2 separate regions of the Homo sapiens genome follow, and region 2 is linked to region 1. Evidence: chromatin loops called from intact Hi-C (ENCODE). Cell type or tissue: CD4-positive, alpha-beta T cell. All regions are shown on one strand. Links, peaks and the distances in the headings refer to the core of each region. The heading gives the core; the rest is flanking DNA.

What was found. Peaks named below come from ENCODE experiments on the same cell type or tissue, not always from the same donor. Only the 100,000 strongest peaks of a DNase experiment are listed, where the experiment ranks them.
Region 2: it touches region 1 in a loop (13-fold over the local background); 1 of 110 quality-filtered maps calls a loop at or near these places.

The regions. Positions count from the first base shown.
Region 1 is chr4:152,484,613-152,487,438 of GRCh38, reverse strand. All of the region lies in intron 2 of FBXW7 (F-box and WD repeat domain containing 7), which reads left to right. Among named protein-coding and RNA genes, the nearest start is that of MIR3140, 3.4 kb to the left of the region's middle. RefSeq lists an enhancer at 1,194-1,463. In CD4-positive, alpha-beta T cell, for the core only: no CTCF peak of the experiment used is centred there; a DNase peak (open chromatin) is centred at 1,548.
Region 2 is chr4:152,595,839-152,598,664 of GRCh38, reverse strand. No RefSeq gene overlaps it. Among named protein-coding and RNA genes, the nearest start is that of MIR4453, 61 kb to the right of the region's middle. In CD4-positive, alpha-beta T cell, for the core only: no CTCF peak of the experiment used is centred there; no DNase peak of the experiment used is centred there.

The sequences.
Region 1 (2,826 bases), core at 180-2,679:
AAGATTTATTCATGTTGATATTTGTATGTACTTAAAGTTTGTTTATTTTATCCTCTGAATTATTAGTTTGGTCCATTATTTATGATGTTTAGTTTGATTACTTGGTTAAGGTGGTGTGACCTGATTTCTCTATTGTAAAAGTATCCTTTTCCCCTTGATAATTAATCATTAATCTGTGGGGTAATGCCTTGAGACTGAGTAAACATTGTTTCTCAACAGCCTTTCACCCAGTGTTTTTAACATCCATTATTGATTTATGCCTGAATTATTGGTTACATTGATGCTTGCAAAATGATTTTCTACATCTATTATTCTTTCCACATTTATTAGCTGGCATTCTTCTTTCTGTAAAGGAGTTTCTGTCCTTTCACTAAGGGCTCATGGTTTCTTCATTAATTCGGTGAACTAAAATCCATTATTGTTATGTAGTCATGCACTGCATATACGACATTGATCCCATGAGATTATAATGGAGCTGAAAAATTTCTATCGCATAGTGACGTTGTAGCTGTTATAACATGTTAGGACTAACGTCACAACCAACATATTACATGTTTGTAGTGATGTTAGTGTAAGTCAAATCTACTGTGCTGCCAGTCTAAAAGTATAGCACATATAATTGTGTACAGTACATAATACTTGATAATAATAATAAACAGCTATGTTAACGGTTTATGTATTTACTATGCTATACTTTTTGTTGTTATTTTGAATGTACTTCTACTTATTAAAAAAAAAAGTTAACTGCAAAACAGCCTCAGGCAGTTCCTTCAGGACGTACTCCAGAGACATTGTTATTATAGGAGATGACAGCTCTGTGCATGTTATTGTCCCTGAAGACCTTCCAGTGAGACAGTATGTGGAGGTGGAAGACAGTGATACTGATGATCCTGACCCTGTGTAGGGCTAGTCTAATGTGTTTGTTTGTGTCTTAGGTTTTAGCAAAACAGTTTTAAAAGTAAAACAGGAATTTTTTAAAATAGAAAAGGCTTGTAAAATAAAGATAAAAGGAAAGAAAATATTTTTGTGCAGCTGTACAATATGTTAGTTTTACGCTAAATGTTATTACAAAAGTCAGAAAAGTTTAAAAACTAAAAAGTTTATATGAGCTAAGGTTTATTATTGAAGAAAGAAAATGTTTAAAAATAGATGTAGTGTGGTTTGAGTGTATATTTACAAAGCCTACAGCCGTGTGCAGTAACGACCTAGGCCTTCACATTCACTCTTCACTCAATCATTAACTCACCCAGAGCAGCTTCCAGTCCTGTAAGCTCCATTCATAGTAAGTGCCCTATATAGGCATATGATTTTAAAAAATCTTTTATACTGTATTTTTACTGTACCTTTTCTATGTCTAGATATTCTCAGACGCACCATGTTACAGTTACCAGGCAGTATTCAGTACAGTAATATGGTATACAGGTTTGTAGCCTAGGAGCAATGGGCTATACCGTGTAGGCTTGTGTAAATACACTCTGTGATGTTAGCACAGTGAGGGAATAGCCTAACAAACACATTTCTCAGAAGATATCCCTGTGGTTATGTGACGCATGACTGTGTATCCTTTGGTGACTCAAATTGTTAAAATTTAGCCAGCGAGAACTCAATCAGTCTGGTTTCTGTTTCTTTGACATGCCCCCTCATTTTTATAGCACCAGTTTGCTTTGTGGCACAACAAAACATTCTCTCCTTACCTTATGGTTTTCTTACCCCAGACCTGGACTTGGCTATTTTACCAAAAGTTCTTGTTTCTCTTAGTGGGGAATGGTATTTGGAAGCCAACATCATGGATGCATTACTGGGTGTCATTGCTTCTATTGGTTCTTTTCATTAGACAGAATAAGAAAATATACTTTTAAAAACTAGTGATATTTGAATTCCTAGTGACACCAAGGTTCTTTTCTTTCCTTGTTTCATATTCCTCTTCCATAATGAAGATCCAGTTTACCAATAACATCAATATATGTTTATTCATTTGCTCTGTCTTATACATGATATAACATTGGAATTACTATAGCAATACCACTACTAATAATAATCTCAATAAAGTTTAAGATTTCTATGCAGTTTTTTATTTATAGCGTATAGCCCAGTGAAGGTATATAGTCAGATCGCTATGCTTATAGTTATTTTAATTATATTTTTCACATAGGCAATTTGAAACTTTTTCTAATAGGAAGGTTAAGCCTATTTACTTATCTTGACATAACTAGTATGTTTAATCTAACTGATATGTTGTATTTACTGTTGTTTTATGTTATATATGTTTTTCTTTTACTCTTTTTTAAAAAGTTATTTTTACTAATACAAAAATCTTCCTTTCTCTAGATATTTAGAATGTTGGTCTTAGCTCTTATAGTTTCCCAGTCTTTTTGGTATTTTTGTTGTCATTACTATGTTTAATTTTGTTAACTAGAATTCATGTTTTCTTTTCTTCATCCATTTAATTGGGCTTTATACTTTTTTTTTTTTTTTTTGAGACAGAGTCTCGCTCTGTCACCCACACTAGAGTGCAGTGGCGCGATCTCAGCTCACTGCAGCTTCTGTCTCCCAGGTTCAAGTGATTCTCCTGCCTCAGCTTCCCAAGTAGCTGGGATTACAGGTGCTTGCCACCATGGCTGGTTAATTTTTGTATTTTTAGTAGAGACAGGGTTTCGCCATGTTGGCCAGGCTGGTCTCGAACTCCTGACCTCAGGTGATCCACCCACCTTGGCCTCCCAAAGTGCTGGGATTACAGGCATGAGCTACCGTACCCATTCTATATATTCCTTTGCATAAATGTTGTGTTCTGAGGAAAATTTGTGTCTGAGCATTTAATAATTTAAA
Region 2 (2,826 bases), core at 69-2,568, 110 kb before region 1:
AGAAGTATGTAGGTTGCATGCTGGTATCTCCTCAGACTTAGCACTTTACTGCTACCATAGAATCATAATCATAAAAAATCTGGTACACAGTAAGACGGTGCCTAGAGAACAATGGACAAGATTTTGGCAGCTTAGAAGACAATCTCCAGGTATGAAAGTAATTCTTTGTTCTTCCTAACAGCTTGATCATTTTGAAGACAACCCCATATGAAACAAAGTGAATTTAGAATGTGCATGTGAATAAAGTGTGATTAATTTTCAAATACTTTCACCTTGACTATTTTAGTTCAGAAATGCTGGCCTAAATTCTTCTTTTATATTTTAATTAATTAATTAATTAATTTTGTATTTTTAGTAGAGATGAAGTTCCACCATGTTGGCCATCTTGAACTCCTGACCTCAAGTGATCTGCTTGCCTCGGCCTCCCAAAGTGCTGGGATTACAGGCGTGAGCCACTGCAGCCGGGCATTTTCATTTTTTAATTTTAGATTCAGGAGGCACATGTGCAGGTTTGTTACATGGGGATGCTGAAGTTTGGGCTTCTAATGATCCCATTGCTCAAGCAGTGAACGTGGTAACCGATAGGTGGTTTTTTAACTCTTATCCCTCTCACTCCCTCCTGGCTTTTGGAATCTCCAGTGTTTATTGTTTCCATCTTCGTGTCCATGTTTAGCTCCCACTTATAAGCAAAAACATGGGGTATTCGGTTTTCTGTTTCTGCATTAATTCACTTAGGATAATTGGCCTAAGTTCTTAAAATAGACCTAGAACTACGTCTCAGGTCAGGGCTGCAACAAGAGTTGAAATGGCAGGGACTCATGTTAGAACTTCCCAGCATTAGAATCGCTGAGAAACATCTTTATAATGAAAATTTTCCAGGTCGTAGCACTAGATATTTTGAATCAATGGCAGTGGAAAGAGGCCTGAGCATTGGTATTATTTTGAAGTTCCAGATGTTTGTCAGGATCTACTGATGGGATGCATTGGCCATATACTCAGGTACATCTTGAGAGGTCTAAAGTGAAGACAGTTTACAGCAAAATTTCTGTGAAAGTCAGAATCCTGGCAGAGAATAGATGGCATACTCAAACTGGGTAATTTGAAGAAATTAATAGAGAAGACGTACAAAGTCATGGATAGGGTGTAGAGAAACCCACAAGGGATGATGCCATCTTCCAGGATAAGAAACAGTAGGGGGCCACCACCGCTTTAGGCCCAAAGGGCCAAGGAAAAGGAGCAGTTATTGGAACAAACACAGGGTAGCTGAATGGACAGGGCCACCTGGCAGGATTTCTGGCCTCGTAAAAGGATGCAGGCATTGTACATCAACATTTATAGCAGCATCATTCACAATAGCCAAAAGGTGGAAACAACCCAAATCCATCAATAGATGAATGGAGAAACAAAATGTGGCATATATACATACAATAATATATTATTCGGCCTTAAAAAGGAAGGAAATCCTCCTGTATATGACAACATGGTTAAACCTTGAAAACATTATGCTAAATGAAATAAGCCAGACGTAAAAGGACAAATGTTATATGATTCCCCACTTATATGAGGTACGCAGAAAAGTCAAATTCATAGACACAGAAAATAGAATAAAGGTTACCGGGAGCTGGGAGGAGGGTGGATAATGGGCAGTTATTGTTTAGTGGGTATGGATTTCTATTGGGGATGATGAAAGGTTTGGGAAATGGGTAGTAGTGATGGTTGCTTGACATTGTGATTTGTACATCTAAAAACGGTTAAGATGTTAAATATTATGTATATTTCATGACACCAAAAAAATGCAGATAAGAAAAGAAAAAGATGCAGACAACCCACAACAATTCTTCAGGGAGCACCTGAGGAATAAAGTCCCTTTTTCTTCATCCTCCCACCCTCCAATCCACAGCCAGAGTCTCCCGTTGGTTGAAACTGACTGAGCTGCATCAGCAAAGGGAGCCCGTTAATGTATTTCACAAAGATCAGCATCCAGGGCACAGAACAGGGTAGAGATGTGAGGAAGAAGATCAGAAGGAACAAGAGGAAGCTGGACAGCATGGGTCCCTTCATCCCATCGTCTCCCCACTAGAGAAAGCATCAAACCAGCTACCTTAGTGTTAAGAAGAGTTGGTATGAGGAAAGCTGATGGCAGTGTTTTTTCTTACCCAGAAACAGCGGTATACAACCAGTAAGCCCAGCAGTGTGTTTTCCAATGAACCCAGAAAATCTTTGTTTAAATGCTACACTGTTTATTTATTTATTTACGTCTTTTGATCTAGAAATCCTACCTCCTGAAATCTGCCTTAAAGAAATAATCAGAGATATAGACTAAACATTGCATAGAAGAATATTCACTGGAACATTATTTATAATCACAAAAAGGAGCAACTAAATGTCCAGCATGTACAAGATAATTTTACATAAGAAAGCAGAAGGGCAAACTGATTTCATGTTATAATGCCAATAGTGTAAAAAAAAATGGTACAAAGTACACTACAATGTTAGAATGGTTATCTGAATGACTGAATTAAGAATGATTTTTTTCAAGATTTCTTATTTTTCAACATTTCTTTCTTGAACATGATTTACTTCAATAATCAAGAAAAACCAACACATATGTTTTAAAACCTTATGGCTGCCTCACATGATAAATATTCCTAACATAGAGATCTCCAGAATCTACTCTGCCATCCTGTGTAAAATGCATTGATTTACCTGCTGGCTGCCTATTAATTAGAAGGGAAGCAGCCAGGGGAAGGGCAGCCAACTCCCCTGAAATAGACAGCGTGTGTGGCTGAGGGTGCAGCTTCCTTTGATGGAATATTGCTAAACGAC